Linked DNA regions of Homo sapiens: region 1 is linked to region 2. A link is a loop called in an ENCODE intact Hi-C map of the cell type or tissue named here. Cell type or tissue: endothelial cell of umbilical vein. All regions are shown on one strand. Each heading gives the region's core, and the rest is flanking DNA. Links, peaks and the distances in the headings are about the cores only.

Region 1 (10,689 bases), core at 1,418-9,417, 230 kb after region 2:
ATTAATGTAAAGGCTTCAATTAAAATTGAGAAATAAAAAAGGTTATATAGACAGCCAAAAAGCATGATCAGATCTGTATTTCAAAAGGATCACTTTGGTGGCTAAGTAAAGGGCAGAGAGAGGGGAGACACAGTAAAGACTAGAGAAGGTAGAACCTATAATACCACAGACAGGAGCAAGCTAGAGGGGAGCAAGTAAGTATGTTTTCAGGTATAGTAATGAGAACATGGAAGAGGGATGACAGGAAGACTTTCTTTAAACCTTCACTTTAAATTGTTATGGACTCCAATTATAAATAAGTATGGCCAAATCATAACTAATTTTACAAATGCCTAGGTCTAACATTGTTTACAACAACAATAACATATAAACGAATAACACAGTCTTATTAATTAGATGCATGGCTCTCTTTAAGACCTAGATCTTTAAATGCAGGCCAAAACACACAAGTGGTTTTTCACTTGATTTAAGTATTTCATTACTTATAGAACATATTTATCTTAAACTTTTGTCAGTAGTATAGTATTTTGAAAGTAATTTACTTAAAGAAATAAACAATTATGACTAACTTAGAAGAATGTAATTTTAAAACTCTTAATATGTTACGAACCTGACTTTAGTTAAGTTTCTATGTAACTATAACCATGCTTCCCTAAATTAAAATCTCAGCTTACTTTTAGACATGACAAAAGCCTGCCTATCTTTGCCTTTAGTATTTATTACTGAACGATCACTCTCATGATTTTAGGAATTGTTTTGAGGGTATTTAAATTCTATAAACTTAAATCCCAAAGTAAATTTCACAATATAACTACAACCCATTATCATATCTTTTTCCCAAGACCACCACCCATTCTTCTATGTTATTTAATCTACCCAATCAAATCAGTCTAGGTGTTGTCTTCAACTCCTCCTTTTATTTAGCCTTCCACATCCAGTTAGCAAACTGATTTTCTGAAAATCTATCATCCGTTCTCTATCTCCATTGCTGCTGCCATGCTCAAAGCCCTCAAACTTTGCTTCTTGAGCTGTTTCATCTCCTAGTGTCTCTCCTCCATGCATGTACCCTTCTAATCTATCCTGCACAATGCTGCCAGAATGAGCTAAGATGTAAAGTTGATTGATTTTATTCTTCAAAGAAATCCCACTGCTGACAAGACAAAATCCAAATCTATCCTGCAAAGCCCTAGCCCACCCAACCAACTTTATCTCATGTAACAACTCTAACCCCACCCTCTATTTGAGCCACATAGAACAATTTGAAGTCCCCTAACACACATCATTGAGTTTCACACCTTCACATTTTTGCTGCCAAGTGAAGAAGTCTGGTTGAGAAGAAGAAGAGACATCTAGGCAAACTTATATTCACCTTTGAAGATTTAGCTCAAGCATCTCTCTTATAAAAGCCTTTTCTGACTCTTTATCCTCAAGCAAAATCAAGAAGAATCAATTCCTTCATTTGCAGCCCATGGTATCCAGTGCAGTCTTCTTTCACAGGCCCTCCAACACTGCTACCCTCACTCATTTATGTAATTGTCTATCTTCATTAGACTGACATCTTCCTGAAAGGCAAGACTGACGTTCTTTCTACCTCTGCACTCCGTACTCTTCCTACTGATGTTTCATAAATTTCTGTGGCTAAATGACATTTTAAAATTACCACTCCTTACTTACCAAACTGAAACTGCTTGTTGTCCATGAGGCGAATAGATGCCGGAGCACATCTCTGTTTTAAAAAGAAAAAAAAAAGTGATACAAATTTAATACAGTAAGAAGCTAGACAGGTAGAATGTGAATATTATCTTTCTATATTTAAGAGATCAAGAGCTTAGTTCCTAAGGATTTACAGAGGAAAAAAAGTTAACTTTTCATATACTTTTATGAAGACAAATATCAATGACTTCTATAAAATATTTGGAGAGAAGAAATCTACAGATATAGATAAATAAATACAAACATAAGTTAACAGATTTTAAATTTATCAGCAGAAAAAGCTGCCTAATGTCTGGCAAAGACATATGAGAATATCCTAAAAGAAATACCAGACCCCAAAGTGGATTATTTTAGAACAAAGATGTTTCTAAAACTAAAATCCAGTGCCTCAAGTATTATGCCATTTTATGAACTATACTGTATTTTATCCACAGTAAAGGTAGAAGATGAAGACATTCTGACTTTTAGATGAGCACTATTTCAGGCAAACCACACAGCCTCCAAAAATCACTTAAAACACAGACACATGCACACACAGCTTTATCATATTCCAAACAAAAATTACATTAAAACTATGTTATTTTCTATTTTGTAGTCTTATTAAATGTATAATAGTTTAAAAATGTTAAAGAAATGTACTACCTGAGTAATTTCAAATATTGGCATAAGAGTATCTTTGTAGTTGGGTTGATACTTCTAAAAACGTTACCAGTTTCCAAAAATACTAAAGGAAAATCAGTTTTCTTCACGTTTACAAATCTGAAATGTTTTTCATAAAGTGGGCACATTGACTTCTAATAAAATATACAAAGCCTGATTAGACCAAATTTCTTTTCTTCATAAGTAGAATATACATATAACATATATATTTATATATTCTAGCTTAAGCACATAAGTAAAATATGAGACAGTAACAGCCACTCTGTCATTCATAACAAAAACATTTTAAGTTCCTACCAGCAACTTGTAAATTCCATCTCCTGCTAACAACCACATTCTACCGCACCTTTATCAATGGCAAGTATTATTAATGAAAACAATTCACGTAAGTACACATATATCAGAAAATGGGAGGGGATGGGTGCAGTGGCTCACACTTGCAATCCTAGCACTTTGTGAGGCTGAGGTGGGCAAATCACTTTAGGACAGGAGCTCAAGACCAGCGTGACCAACATGGCAAAAGCTTGTCTCTACTAAAAACACAAAAATTAACTGGGCGTGGTGGTATACACCTATAATCCCAGCTACTTGGGAGGCTGAGGCATGAGAATCACTTGAACCTGGGAAGCAGAGTTTGCAGTGAGCGAAGATTGTGCCACTGCACTCCAGCCTGGGCAACAGTGCAAGACCTTGTCTCAAAAACAAAACAAAACAAAATGAAAAAAAAGGGGGGGGGGGGGAAGGAAAGTATATTACATTTAGTGTAGTAAATTTCTATGGGTATTTAATCTTTAAAACAATTAAAATATGCAAGTCTTGATTAAATCTTGGTTTGCAAACACTATTCATAAAACATATCTTGGAGATAACTGGAATAATCTTATATAATGAATATTAGATGGCATTAACAAATTACTGTTGATTGGCCAGGCGCAGTGGCTCACACCTGTAATCCCAGCACTTTGGGAAGCCAAGGGAGGCAGACTGCCCGAGGTCAGGAGTTCAAGACCAGCCTGGCCAACATGGTGAAACCCCATCTCTACTAAAAATACAAAAAAAAAAAAAAAAAAAGAAATTAGTCAGACATGGTGGCACACACCTGTAGTCCCAGCTACTCAGGAGGCTGAGACAGGGGAATTGCTTGAACCCAGGAGGAAGAGGTTGCAGTGAACCACTGCACTCCAGCCTGCTGGGCGACAGAGCGAGACTCTGTCTCAAAAAAAAAAAAATTCCTACTGATTTTCTTAGACATGAAAATGGTATTGTAGTTATAAAGAAGAACACTATTCCGTCTTTAGGAGACGGTGCTGATGTATTTAGGTTAAGTGCTGTAAAGTCTGCAACCTAGGCTGGGTATGGCGGCTCACACCTATAATCTCAGCATTTTGGGAGGCTGAGGCGGTGGATCACCAGAGGTCAGGAGTTCGAGACCAGCCTGACCAACATGGTGAAACCCCATCTCTACTAAAAATACAGTATTACCCAGCCGTGGTGGTGCATGCCTGTAATCCCAGCTACTTGGGAGGCTGAGGCAGGAGAATCACTTGAACCTAGGAGGCGGAGGTTGCAGTGAGCCGAGATTGCACCACTGCACTCCAGCCTGGGCAACAAAAGCAAAACTCTGTCTTTAAAAAAAAAAAAAAAAAAAAAAAAAGTCTGCAACTTAATTTCAAATGGTCCAAAAAACATATACACGTACATGTTAAACAGAGCAAAAACTTAATTATTGTTGAATATATGAAGTGGATAGACAGGTGATCACTGTACCAGTCTTTCAAATTTTCTGTATGCTTAAAATTTTCAAATTAAAAAGCTGGAAAAAAGGCAAGAAAGCTCCTGGGCAACTGCTGTATCATATAGCAACTAATATTCAATTATATTGAGTGTGATTTTTAACTTGATAATCAAGTCACATAAGCTAGCTATCCAGTATTCCTATTAGTATCAAGGAGGAATAGTAGATGGTAACAGACAAACACTATCAAAACAGAACTAATAAGCTAAAGAATTTTTTTAATTTTAGATATTAAATTATTTTAACATGGACTTTTTTGAAATTATCTAATTCAAACCAACGGTTTTAAAGTCTCATACTTCAATAGTACCAGATTTTTAAAAAGTCAGTAGAGTTTTTCAGTTATTGTCATAACTAAATGCTTATATAAGTAAAGCACTCAAAAATAGCATCTAGGTTGGTTTATGATCTCCTGGTAATTGATATTTGTAAATCACTGCACATCATTCTAAATATATAAAGCTGAAAACATTTCTTATAATTCAAATAATTAAAAGTTACCACTACAGTTAATTAAATGGAAGGTTCTATAATCAAGAGATCAAAATAATGTTACTATTCTTAAAAAACAACATCAATTTGAGTTACTATATGTACAGTTAAGATTAGGTTATGTTTCCACTGCTTTAAAACTAATTTGGTAGGTTTAAAAAAACCACAAAAGATTGCCTTCAAAAGTCAGAGACAGCACAAGTTCTGAGAATTTGAGCTCTAAATTCACTCCCATGTTATTTACTAATGCAGGGCTGAGAGTATTCCACAGATTTTGTAAAGGAGGGAAAAAGGTCCTTGAGTTAAAGTGACCCCTGCTGGTAAGCGATCAAAACTAACCTGAGAGGGAATATTTTTACAAATTTTAATGATGGGTTAATGATAAATTCAGGGAATTCAAGAATACTCAGACAGAAATTGCTTACTAAAACTGAGCTAATGAAATAATTGATTTCTTTCCTGCTACGATAAATGTACCCTTACTAGAATCTCTCAAATCATCGAACTTGTACCTAACTATATTTTATACTTAATAGTCTGAAACTATATGAAACCTGATATGGACTAATACAGAAATATCAGTATACTTTTTGTACTTTAATAATGAAATAAATAACCACGATGACTTCACAACATGGATACAAGACTGACTTAGTCAAATTGCTGGCAATTTCTTCCCTTTAGGGATGCTACAACCAGGAATTTACTTGATTGCATAATCTGAATAGTAAAAACTATTCTGATTAGTCTTATTTACTTAGTACTCTCTGCACTAACTTAAAAAGCAACATATTTCTCAATCCTATCATTTTATTTAAAAATATTTCCTTGGCCAGGCGCGGTGGCTCACGCCTGTAATCCCAGCACTTTGGGAGGCCGAGGCAGGCGGATCACGAGGTCAGGAGATCGAGACCATCCTGGCTAACACAGTGAAATCCTGTCTCGACTAAAAATACAAAAAATTAGTCTGGTGTGGTGGCAGGCGCCTGTAGTCCCAGCTACTGGGGAGGCTGAGGCAGAAGAATGGCATGAACCCGGGAGGCGGAGCTTGCAGTGAGCCGAGATCGCACCACTGCACTCCAGCCTGGGCAATAGAGCGAGACTCCGTTTCAAAAAAAAAAAAAAAGAAACATCAAAATATTCTGCAAAACTGGTTTTTCTAAAACTAAGTCATAGCTCTTACTTGTCACAGAAAAAATCAGAACTTGCAATTCAGATGAGACATATTTGAGAAGGCACCTCTTAAAAGACTAGTTACCAGCAAAATAAATTCAACATTAACATATATTTCACATGTCTGAGGGGTTTCTGCTAACGTAATGTCATAAGGATAAACTATAAAAGTATAAGCATTGAATGGCAGCCATGTAACTCTGGTCCATGGCTAAGGAATGAATTATACTTGATTGAAAACATTTGTTTCCTCAAAGGGTAAATCCACATCCTATGTAGACTCTGGAACAGCCCAAATTCTTGAGCCTAGAGACTACCTTGGAAATAGACTATCAATCTCATGTTGTATCAGAAGCAAATGCTTCAATACTAAACTCCATGTGCTATACAAAAATTTGGGCACAAAAAATTATCATAATATGCAACATCCTCACTAGAAGTGAGGAACCACATATAACTGCATACTATCCATTGCATTATGTTGGTTATCAAGCTAAGAGCACACTACCTCAAATAAGGCACACAACAAAATTGATTAATTTAAAAGTTCAAATCCCAGCACTTTGGGAGGCTGAGGCAGGTGGATCACAAGGTCAGGAAATCGAGACAATCCTGGCTAACACGGTGAAACCCTGTCTCTACTAAAAATACAAAAACAAAATTAGCAGGGCGTGGTGGCGGGCGCCTGTAGTCCCAGCTACTCAGGAGCCTGAGGCAGGAGAATGGCATGAACCTGGGAGGTGGAGCTTGCAGTGAGCTGAGATGGCACCACTGCACTCCAGCCTGGGTGACAGAGAGAGAATCCGTCTCAAAAAAAAAAAAAAGTTCAAAAAAGGCTATGTAAAAAAAGATAATCTGTTAAATGTGAATTTCTGGACATAAAAACTTAAAATGTAGACAAATTCTTCTTCTAACTAATAAGTCAGAGTTGGTATCACAGATGAAATGATAGACTATTTAAGGCTACAGTTATTACTGGTTGGTCATCTTAGAGATGACATACTGACTTACAGCTAGGAGTCCGTATGATAAACAATAAGAACTTTTTATTTTGACAAGTCAATTGTTGCTTGGTTTTAAAGAATAAAATAATACATAATAGGGAGTGAATATTGCCCTCCACTTATATTAAGGAAAAGACCAAAAGATAATGCCAGTCTCCTAATTATAACTTTATAGTTTTTCAGTTTAGTAAAGGTATAATAACTTGTTCTGAGTGGCTTCTGGTAGAGAACATGTCTCATAACTGTCTTAATTTTGCTGGATCAAACAGTAAATGATCCAATTAACCAAACACTTGACTAGGGTTATTCTCTCTGCTTCAGAGAAAAAAACGCATGACACAAAAAAAATGATTTAAAATAATTTCAGTTTCTCTATGTAATAAATACTCCCAAGAATTACTGTTGAATAAAAAGAAGTTTTAAGTGTTTTATAAGGTAAGTGCTAAACCTGACTCCTTCTAATTTATTTGAACTCCTCCAAGATAAATTAAGTTTAAAACAGAACAATTCATAAAATTTATGTCTTCCCAAATTATAATCTAAAATCATTAAAACAAACAAACAAAAAACCCCAAACCTTCATCAGTTTAAAATTGTTTAAAATAAAAGTGATAGAAGGAAGGAAAAATTACCCTCCATCAAAAGGTAGTGGGAAGAAAAGCTGCATTTTCATCTATAATTCTAAAAACCTAGTTCGAAGAAACTAGGTTTTACTGAGAAGAGTTTTGAGAGGAATGAGTACTAATCAATACCAAATACAGTTTTTCCTCTTGTTGGAATAAATGCTCCTCTCAAAATACCATAGGGCACTACTCCTAAGTTTTTATTGAAAACAAACAAAAAAAACCCAAGCTTCAGAAACTGCTTCTGAGCTTGTTTTAACACTCGGTTTTCCTTTTAACCTTGTAAAGACATCGTTATTTCCAAACTAACAATTTTATTTATCTCTTTTAGAGAATAATAACACGTTATATCTAACACTGATATGCTGATTAAAAAACATTATTTTCCTCCTCTTCATAGGCTACAGCAGGAAATGTATTTTCTGAGAACGTCTTAAAAATCATTTACCCATCTACTGAATAAAGGAGGAGATTATACTGGACTGCCACTTATGAGAAAGAATCACATTAATCTTCCACTAAATCCTCCTTTCTAGCTTCTCACAAGGCAGTGAAGTATTGAAAGAGGATACTTGCTCACATGGACAAAGATCGGATGAGAGACTTTAGTAGAATCCTTCTAATGCTAGTATAAGGTTGCTTAATTTATTTCCTTCAGTAAGAATAGTAATAAAAATATACATATAGCCCACTTTGCTATTTGTGAACAGTCATGTATGTTCTTTCCCAAAAGATATTTATCCAAAATTACAGTTTCCCATTTCAAAAGCAACTTGAATCTGAAAATATTGCAAAGATGGAAGTGCTATAAAATGACAGTGAAGAATTACAAGCAACCAATTCATTATTCAATCAAGAATTTGGCACAATCATAAGCCATGTACCATCTACTTTAATGGATCTTAATTCCCCTGCTATCAACTGAAATTCCAAATCCCAAATTGAACAATGACTAGTTCCAAAACCTGATTTTTTCAATTTTTCTGCCTGAAAACACTATTACAAAGGAAGGCAGCAAATACTGTACCACTCTTGACATATGAGACTTGTATGTTCTACAAACTAATATACAACTTTCCCTAAACCATTATAAAACCTTTTATCCATTTCCAGGTAAGATAAACATTAATGCCTCTCTACATGTGCATTATAATAGAAGTAAAATATGTAGGTTTCCAAAACTGTTAGATATCCAAATCCCAGTAACTACTCTTAGCAATTGCTCCATTATTAAGAGCAATGCTCGAGAATAGAATATTATCTATCTGGACTTTTAAAATCAGTTTCAAGTAAGACAAACTTTCTAGTCCATAATATTTGTATTTCTAAAAACTGTCAATTATTAAGTACATAGAACTGAACTGTCATAGCTATAGACTAGAAAGGACCTTTCTTTACGACCTGCTTTTTTAACCACATGGTAGCACTGTCTATCAATCATTATCTTTATTTTGTTCCAAGATATATAGCTAATACAGTTTTTTTTGTTTGTTTTTTGAGATAGGGTCTTGCTCTGTTGCCCAGGCTGAAGTACAGTGGCACGATCACGACTCACAGCAGCCTCGACCTCCTGGGCTCAATGGATCCTCTCACCTCAGCCTCCAGAGTAGCTAGGATTACAGGCACATGCCTCCATACCCAGCTAATTTTTGTATTTTTTATAGAGACAGGGTTTCGCCATGTTGCCCAGACTGGTCTCAAACTCCTGGGCTCAAGTGATCTGCCTGCCTCAGCTTCTTAAAGTGCTGGGATTACAGATGTGAGCCACCGCACCTGGCTCACTATAGTTTTGTGTAGTGAATTTAGATTATAGTCATTGGGTGAACATCCTAAGAATTTTTTTAAATGAGTAAAAGGACAAGTTTCACTGATTTCTGCAAGGATGAAGGAAAATTCCATACTTGCTTTTCAATAGCACAAGTAGGTCTTCTGTGTCACTTTCTATCAGGGGCATATCGAATTGTAATAAAAACTGTATCAGATTACACCAACTATTTATGGCGGAAATGTTGGAAATCAACATTTCCATTGTAATGAAATTATAAACTTAGTATTTTGATACATTTGTACATCACTTCTTATTAATGAAATTTAAGATAGATTTACATGTAAGTATTTGCAGTGTGGAAAAGTAGATGGAGCATCAAGAAAACAAAATATGCACACATCTAATCAAAAGCTTTATGAGTGTACTAAATCTGTGTTCTATAGAGGGGAGATATTATTGAAGGGGCAGAGTTGGTCAATACAGACTGAACACGACCTCTCTGAGATCTTTTGTTGAAAATAAATACAAATCCAAACTACTTTTATAACTTCTGTAATTTTTTAAAAAATCTAATTTGGGGCCGGGCATGGTGGCTCATGCCAGCAATCTCTACACTTTGGGAGGCCTAAACTGGAGGATCGCTTGAGTCCAGGAGTTCAAGACCAGCCTGGGGAACACAGGGAGATCCCATCTCTACAAAAGTTTAAAAAAAAATTAGCCAGGTATAGTGGTGTGTGCCTATGGTCCCAGCTATTCAGGAAGCTGAGGTGGTAGGATCACCTGCATCCAGGAGATTGAGAGGCTGCGTTGAGCTGTGATTGTGCCACTGCACTCCAGCCTGGATGAGAAAGTGAGACCCTGTCTCAGAAAGGAAAAATCTAATTTGGCATTCATATTTTTTTTCATAAAATTAGAGGCAATAATGGTGAATTAGAATTATGTCATTCAAGACTTGAACAAGAAATGACATGAACTACAATTCTTTAATAACACTTTTTGTGGCTGGGCATGGTGGCTCACGACTGTAATCCCAGCAATTTGGGAGGCCGGGGCGGGCGGATCACCTGAGGTCAGGAGTTCGAGACGAGCCTGGCCAACACGGCAAAATCCCATCTTCACTAAAAATACAAAAAAATCTGCTGGGCTTGGTGGTGGTCGCCTATAATCCCAGCTACTCGGGAGGCTGAGGCAAGAGAATTGCTTGAATCCGGGAGTCAGAGGTTGCAGCGCATCGAGATCGCGCCATTGCACTCCAGCCTGGGAGACAGAGTAGGATTCCATCTTAAAAAAACAAACAAAAAACCACACTTTTTGTGGGGGGAATAGTGAAGCTCATCAAAGACAGAGGGAAAATAAAACTATTTAAGACAAGCAGGGGATGGAATTTTCCTTCATCCTTACACAAATCAGTAAAACTTGTCCTTTTATTCATTTTAAAAAATTCTTAGGATGTTCACCCAA
Region 2 (8,000 bases), core at 1-8,000:
AGTTCAGAAACAAAAGACATTTACAGCTCAGAGTTTAGCTGTATCAGGGTGTAAGTGCAGGTCAGGCCTGATTTATGTGGCACTTCTGATAAGCAGGGGAGGAGAGCAGGATGGGGGTTTGGGAAAGCTGGTGAACTTGGCTTGACTTATGTCTTTTGCTTTTCTAGGCAGCCAACATCCCTCTGGTGTCAGAACTTGCCATCGATGACATTCATTTTGATGACTTTTCTCTCGACGTTGATGCCATGATCACAGCTGCTCTCCGGATGTTCATGGAGCTGGGGATGGTACAGAAATTTAAAATTGACTATGAGGTAAGATGTCTGTCTTGGGTGATCCAAGCAGTTCACCTGGGACAACGTGTTAGCCACTCTGAACCACTGGTTTCCCAAATACAAAATGGGGATGATAATCCCTGCCCTGCACACCTCATGGGATTACTGTGAGAACCAGAAGAGATGTTTGTGGAAGGCCTTTGATCACTGAGGGTTACTCAGATATAAGGCACCATTGAGATAAGGGTCCACTAGAATCACTTACAACTGCCTGACGCACCCTCTCCCTCCCATTTCAGACACTGTGTAGGTGGCTTTTGACAGTGAGGAAAAACTATCGGATGGTTCTATACCACAACTGGAGACATGCCTTCAACGTGTGTCAGCTGATGTTCGCGATGTTAACCGTAAGTGTGCTTAGTGATGGTGGAAGATCATTTCTCATTCGTAGGAACTGGCAGGCCTTCTCCTTTACATTTCCATTTCTCTGAAAAATTACCATGTGATCATTTTATGTTGGAACTTACCTACCCTGGTTATGAAAGTATATATGTGCCAGCAATTTCTGAGCTTGAAAGCTGTAACATTGTTGACCCCTTGAAGCCAGTGTAGCCTTGGAATGATTACTTGAGCTTCTGTTCAGTATTTTTTCTTGGTAAACTTGTTCTTTTACAAAAGAAATGCTCAGATTTTTAAAGTAATCTTTTTGCAGAGGAAATGTAGTTGAGTAACAGAACAAAGAGATCACTGGATATGACTCTCTTGGCTGGTGGAAAGCCAGTAGGGAGGTGTGAACATCACCCGCAGGAATATGGAAATCCTGAGAGGATGCTTATTTGAGACAATGCCCAGGGAGGCCAAGGAGAAAAGAGGGGTAAGAGTGCGCACTCTCCAGGTTTAGGGCTTACTTGCCTTAAAATCTCGTCCCGTGGGGTTTTAACCCAGTGATGGTGGCCAGTCTGTTTCACGGAGATATCTAGTGCAGCTGGGCAGATATAAGCCTTGGAATTTAATCTCAAAGCAAATGTTTGTGGCAAATATTGAAACAAATCCTCTATTTACTTCTTCTGGCAAGAAATAAGGCTTTTTTTGGCATAATTTCTACTACATTGTTACACTATCATCAAGTACAATGTTTTCTGGCTTAAATATGTTGGTTTCTTTGGCTTCATAGTTATATATACACACATGTGTACGTACATATCTGTGGGTGTGTGTAAACATATTGCCATACAAAAAAAAAGAATGTGAGTCTTGGACTCTTCCAACATAAAATAAATACCTTATATTTTTGCACCCAGACTAAAATTTAAACACAAAATCAGAACGCCAAATGAAATGCATTTTCCTTTGGTCCAAATGAACAAAGACAATTCTGCTTCTTTCTCAAAAAAAAAAAAAAAACTCTGCCTCATTTTCTGCCTATTAAAATTTTACTCATCCTTTAAGGCATTCATCTAGTGCCAGTTTTTCTACAAAGTCTTCCCCTTTCTCCCAAATCATCAATAATTACTTCTTTCCCTGTACTGTATCTAGTACAACACATCTTTCTTGCTACTGTGTATTTTAAGTTACAAATCTGTCATCCTCCTATAGAGTAAGCTGCTGAGGGAAGAGATCATTTCTTGTTTTTTCAACAGCATCTACTTATTTGCTCAACCACCATTTATTGAGGGTCACACCAGCACCCTGCACTCTGTCATGTACTTGGTGGGTTTTCAAAAAATGTATGTTGAATTGACATGAGCTGAAATGTGCATCTAGCATAAGATGGGGCCAGAATGTCTTTTATACTAGGGACTTGTGCTTTGGGTCCTCAACTGCTTAATAAACAGGCAGACTGGCCTGGGAAAACTGGACTGATTCCATTCTTCTGTTGCATCCACCGTTAGAGGAGTGAGCCATCAAGTGAGAAAGGAAGGTGCTTTGAACCATGAGGCTTAATAGCTCAAGTAACAACCATTGCTTGGAAAAAAAAAATCTTCATTTTGTTTTTCCATATCCTACCTCAGTAAACAAGGTATAATGTTTTGTGTACAGATTTCATATGTCTGGCCCACAGAGGACATTCAATAAAAAACTTTTTAACCCATTATTTGGGAAAACCTATGGATTTATGCGAATTGCCAAAATAAGTAAGTAGGAACCCTGTTCAATGAAGGAAAAAGAAATGGCTGTGACATTTTTGAGTTAGAAATGTCAAGGACAGAGACAGATTTTTATAACAAACCTTAAAATAGTTGGAATAGGGGAAACTGGCAAGAGCAGCAGGGTCACAGTGGACACTTAGGAGCAAAAGGAAATATATATCCAGTTTTCTGCAGTGGGTATTTCCATTATATGGGCAATTTTGATCCTTTCCAAGAAATTGAAGAGAATAGAATTCTTAAACTATGTCACCACAATGGGGATGCTCATATCGTCAGAATATTTCCAGGGTACAGTTGTTTTTGCAAGTATGCTCAGCAATCTTGAAGAGCAGCATTGTTGGAGAAGGCTTAGGTTTTGTTTTTTTGCATTCATGCTAACACAGAAAGAGGAGACTTCATTGTCAAATTTCTCTAAGGAGGGTGGGTGGAGGAGATCACAAAACAAAAACATGACTTCAGAAAGAATACAACGTTATTTTGTTCTCCTTCACATTGTATTGAGTAGCCACATCTGGAAAAGATAGTATTTTCTGCTCATTAAATTTTGTTGAACTTAACTAAGGGTTACAGTCAGTTAAAAGTGTCAACATTTGTTTCTCTCTAACGTAAGTATCTTCTCCAAGCTTGACTCTGGTCAATCTGGTTAATCAGAATTTTTTAATTAAGAAAATAATTACAGAAGTAACAAAGACGACTCAATCAGTGTAGCTAAAAATAAATTTAACTCGCTCATCAATTCTCATCTCTGGAATGTGACTCGGCCTATGGTAAAATGATGCCCTATTTCTTACCACCAATGGGCACTCATGCTTTTGGCACTCCTGAAGATTCTAAAAGCCTTTCAATGTTTTGATCTTATCAGTGATTAAAATTCCATTCCAGTGATCTCATATTTCCTGTCTGTGGGTTGTGTTAGAACCAAAATTCTCTATTAATCTGGGGGGAAAAAAGAAAGAAAAGAAAAGAAACTCACCATGTACCAACCATTGGATTCAACCTGGGTCATGTCATAAGGCTAAGAAAGCACAGCGTGTGTGTGCTGAGGCTTCCTCTAGATGGCGCTCCAAGGCAAAGTTTCTCAGCTGGTTTCCAGAAAAGGGGGAAAAAACCTTACCCACCTTCCTTGAAAGTGCTTCTTTTCTTCTAGCACAGGGAATACTGAGGTACACACCCCACCACAAAATAAATGTTTTTCCTAAAAGAGATAGCAACAAAACCAGTCTGTCGGAAAAGAGCATCTCCCATCAGGATGGGCCTGTTTTATGACTGCCACCTTGCATACCGTGCTGTTAAAGTGAATAATAGTGTTCTCCGTGTGACCTTAAATCTGTGATTGTGTATTTTTCCAAGCCTATTGTCTCTGGGAATGGGGAAATGCATAGTTGTGTGTCACTGCTGAACAAATTTTGGCACCACGTACAACAGGACAAGCAAATTATAAATATATGCCCCAGCTTCCTAACCTTTAACCCTAAAATCACTTCACGGGTGGAAAATAAACTTATTGACTCAGCATTGTGTTTTGCAAAAGTATTCAGGTTCATGTGTAGGTAACAAAGCGGTTTTGTTCCTTTAGAAATTAAAAAAAAAAAGAACTACTGTGTAGGACAGGCAAATTGATATAAAATGATGAACATTTTATTCACTGGGAACCCTGTTAATGACTTATTAATTTGTTCCATGCCTCTGGTCTGAAATTTCACATTTATAAATTTGAAAGCTTCAATGTTATTCTTTGTTTTTAAAAAGATATTTAGATAGTTAAAATTTCCCAAATACTTTGAATTCCTCTGACAAATACAGTAGGTAGTGACAGTTATTATTTGTGGTTAAAATGAGGAAGAAAACCTGCAGATGAATGATCATCATATAAATTTTCTTTACTAATAGAAGTTTATAGAACAAATATTCCATCATGCACATACATAATAAATAAATTATAACTATAAATACATGATAAAAGATGAGGGACATATTTCTTATATTCACGATGTAGACTAGATATCGGAAATGACTCTGCTTTTGTTTGTATTCTGTAAAATAAAAGGCATGTAGTGGTGCCAAGGTTGCAGAGACATTTTTTTCGGTTTTATAAATGATGTATGAGCTCTGACAGATTTTCCAAGGGGAAAAAAAAAGATTTCTTTAAGAGTCAGTATTCTTTACTATCCCATAAATGTACTCATTAGCACTTTGAGCCATGCCCTGCATCCTGTAGGGTATCAATAAAGATTAATTGAATGAGTGAATTTAGTTTAGGGTAATATTATTCAAGGAACCATGTTGCTCAGTGTCCAGTTAAAAAAAGCTATAAAATGGTGAACAACTATTATTGCTTGAAATCTTGTTCTTTCTTCATATCACACTAAGGTTCAGCTAGGGTTCATATAGAATATTATGATCTTGCAGAATTCACTGGATATGAAAAGAGAAGAGCACATGATCACATTAAAATTTATGGTGGTGCAGGCAGCGTGGCGCTGGTGGGGAATTGCAGTTAAACACTAATAATAACCAAGTATCACAGCAAACACATTGACACCCCCTGACATTTACTGGGGGCTTCTTAAATCTTAATGTGGAGGTAGCGTGTTTAAATCCATATTTGTGTTGTCAACAAGGTTATTTTCAGAGATAAGCCAAACCATTTTATTGATAATTCAAACTAGAAAGCAGAAGGGATGTTTAGGGAGAAAATCCATCCTATTTACCAGCTTGAGGCTGATGTTCTGTCCTCTGACTGCAGTTTCCAGAAAAGTCCTTGATTTTTGAGGTAGAAAATTCATTCTGGAAGATCTTAGAAGCACAGCTGAAACTCCTCCCTCCCTGTCCAAGAAATACAGAACCAATTGAAATTTTAAATAAAATATTTTTACTCAATAATCAGAATCCTAATCTCAACAGAAATCAAATTCCTTTGTAGACTGTAACACTGGAAGTTACAGAGAGATCTAGATGTTTTGTTCTGTAACTGACTGAAATAAATTAATAAACAGTAATCATATTTGTAATCATCAAACATCATTTTTACATTGTATTTCCTTATCAAAAAAGTAGTAACTTGTTATATTTACTTTAAAATAAATGGCAGCATTATTGTAATACTATAATAAAATCTACATGATAGAATAACCAACTCTTTAATCTTCATGCAAATGTAACCTACAAGATGGCAAATTTTTAATTTAGAAAAGGAGTAATTTTTAAATGTTTTTGCAGAACATCAGCACCAGACACAATAAATTAACTATGGGGCTAATCAATTTGAATACTGTGTTTAAATTACATTTAAGACTCCTGTCTTTTAATCATTTAAAAAAGGTTTCTATTTTTCTTCTCTCTGACTGCATCTCAGAGCCCCAATTAGGCACTCCATGCTTCCAGCTGACATTGCCTTTATCCACATTTATTTTATAAAAGAAAAAAGGCAAAGCTGCACATAATTAAGAACCTGGTGTGCTAATAACCAAACATACAATTGGGCAGAAGGATAATCCAATCCATTTCCTCTCACAGGAGAGTAACCTCCATAACTCACTTTAAGCGCTGCCATTCATGAGTTATGGGTCATTCCCTTTCTAGTGAAAATAAATTCTCCCGCACCATCAGCCAGAGCTGGGTATTTTTCTTAGGACATGTAAATTGTAAAAGTGTATGAACATAATCATGTCCGACGTTACAGGGAAAGTATAACCTCTTGCTCACGGACATAGGCTTATACGTAAATGTATGTGGTTTCGAGGCTGGGGCTGCCTAGTTACAATATAGGATTTTTGATTAAAGTGAATTTATTCTTGAGATTTTTATGATGTTGGTAAACTGCTTAATCTGTCGCTTTGTGTTTTATGACGCCAGCCAAATCCTCCAGGTCAGGGAGACCCAGCAGCAGAGCCATGGTCATTTATCACAGCCTCCATTTTCCACGGTGTATGATTTCCTAGTGGCACTTTCTTGGGACTGAAACCTGGCACCTAAGGGTGTTAAGTTGGGAGCTATAAAAAGTTTTAAATTTTCATGGGTCTCAAGTTTAGTTTCGGCTGAATTATGGCTAATAAAAATTTGAGCTTTGAAGAAGCCTCAAATTCTTGAAATTCACCAACCTGGGCTCTGTGGCACTTTGAGAGATCTGTCTTTCTACACAATTAATGTGCAGCAAGTGATCTGCTTCATTTTCTGTGGTCATAAACCATATGTTATATTATATGCAGTTCACTGGTAATTTATCAGAAATAAAATATAAATTATATTTCTAAACATGGACAAAACATACCGTCCTTGTCCTCAAAAAAAATCATAAAGCACAAATATTGTTAGGGTTGAAAGCTAAGTCCTTAAGAATCTGATATTTTTCTTTTGGTTCCTTTTAAAATGCATTATATGTGCTATATACATACAGCTATGTTTATTTATTATCTTTTGATGTAGAAACCTCCACTTTCTCAAGTCTTATTATTTAGTTGAAAATTTCCTTATATTATTTGTATATCTTTTTGTACATTTTATCAAAATAAGACAGCAGAAATATATTGAGCAAATTTTATTTGACCACATTAGGACTTCTTGAGAATGAAATAGTGTTGACAGATACCAGAGGTTTGCTTTGAAATACGCTAGCAAACAAAACAAAACAAACACACACTGCATGTGAAGAGACAGATGAAACAAGCCGCAAAACCTGGATTCCTGCTGAAGTTAGGCAATGACTGCACTGGGTTCATTATATTAATGGTATTCTATTTTTTGTATGTTTTTAACTCTCCAAAATAAAGAATTTGAAATTTATGCTAATAAACAGGTTAAAAATTAAGCCTTAGAAGTGGTTATAAATGTAATAGAATATAATAATAAAGTTATATATAAAATTAATCCAATTTTTAAATGTATGCATCAAACATCTACGCAACATATGTAATTGTACTGGACTGTGTTGCCTTTCTGAGACTTACATACACAAGCACTTGCAACCGTAGTTGAGGCTAAAGGGTCAACATATTCCCAAAACATGACTAAGGTTTTATGATTTGATAGTAAGTGCCTTCAGAAGCTTCTGGTTGGGAAAGAAAGTCATTTATATATAGACTGTAAGGTTTTTCCAACTCTGAGCTTGGTAAGGAAAGGACCAGTTAGGCCTAAATCAATAGTTAATTAATGCCAAATCAATATTTGGTTGCATTCATCTTGAAAAGAAAGATAAGCAAATTCAATCAAAACTATCCCGTTCCCATGAATAATTAGACAACCTGCAATTGGCTTGTTACATTGCATACTCTGGTAAAGGAGACATGTGAGTTTGTTGGTCCTAGATGGTGATTCCCTATCAGCTGGAAAGGTTCTGGTCTCTGGACCTCAAAATGGGGCTAAGGTGCCCCCTTTTCTCTTCAGCAGACCCATTTATTGGTAGACAAACTTTACTGTAAATGCCGAGGGAGTATGACCACTAAATCTAGATGCTATAGTTTGCTCAGTAGGGATTTTTTCCCCTCCATTGAAGTTTGTGGTTGCATACCTGTTCTTCCCCTTATGCTTTCATCACACACTGTCTCTGATTGACAAAGGTAAGATCCTTTTTTAAAAA

Evidence for each region. Hi-C counts contacts between places; a loop is a spot of excess contacts. Peaks named below come from ENCODE experiments on the same cell type or tissue, not always from the same donor. Only the 100,000 strongest peaks of a DNase experiment are listed, where the experiment ranks them.
Region 1: it touches region 2 in a loop (12-fold over the local background); 69 of 110 quality-filtered maps call a loop at or near these places.

What each region holds. Positions count from the first base shown.
Region 1 is chr2:177,484,185-177,494,873 of GRCh38, reverse strand. It overlaps AGPS (alkylglycerone phosphate synthase), which reads right to left. Exons shown (of 20, transcript NM_003659.4): 12 at 1,675-1,726. Among named protein-coding and RNA genes, the nearest start is that of IFT70B, 63 kb to the left of the region's middle. In endothelial cell of umbilical vein, for the core only: a CTCF peak has its summit at 4,973 (motif pointing left); a DNase peak (open chromatin) is centred at 4,953.
Region 2 is chr2:177,720,340-177,728,339 of GRCh38, reverse strand. It overlaps PDE11A (phosphodiesterase 11A), which reads left to right. Exons shown (of 20, transcript NM_016953.4): 11 at 168-314; 12 at 575-682. PDE11A-AS1 (PDE11A antisense RNA 1) reads right to left here. Exons shown (of 5, transcript NR_136171.1): 5 at 5,051-5,251. Among named protein-coding and RNA genes, the nearest start is that of PDE11A-AS1, 51 kb to the right of the region's middle. In endothelial cell of umbilical vein, for the core only: a CTCF peak has its summit at 3,497 (motif pointing right); a DNase peak (open chromatin) is centred at 3,779; H3K27ac peaks cover 497 bases.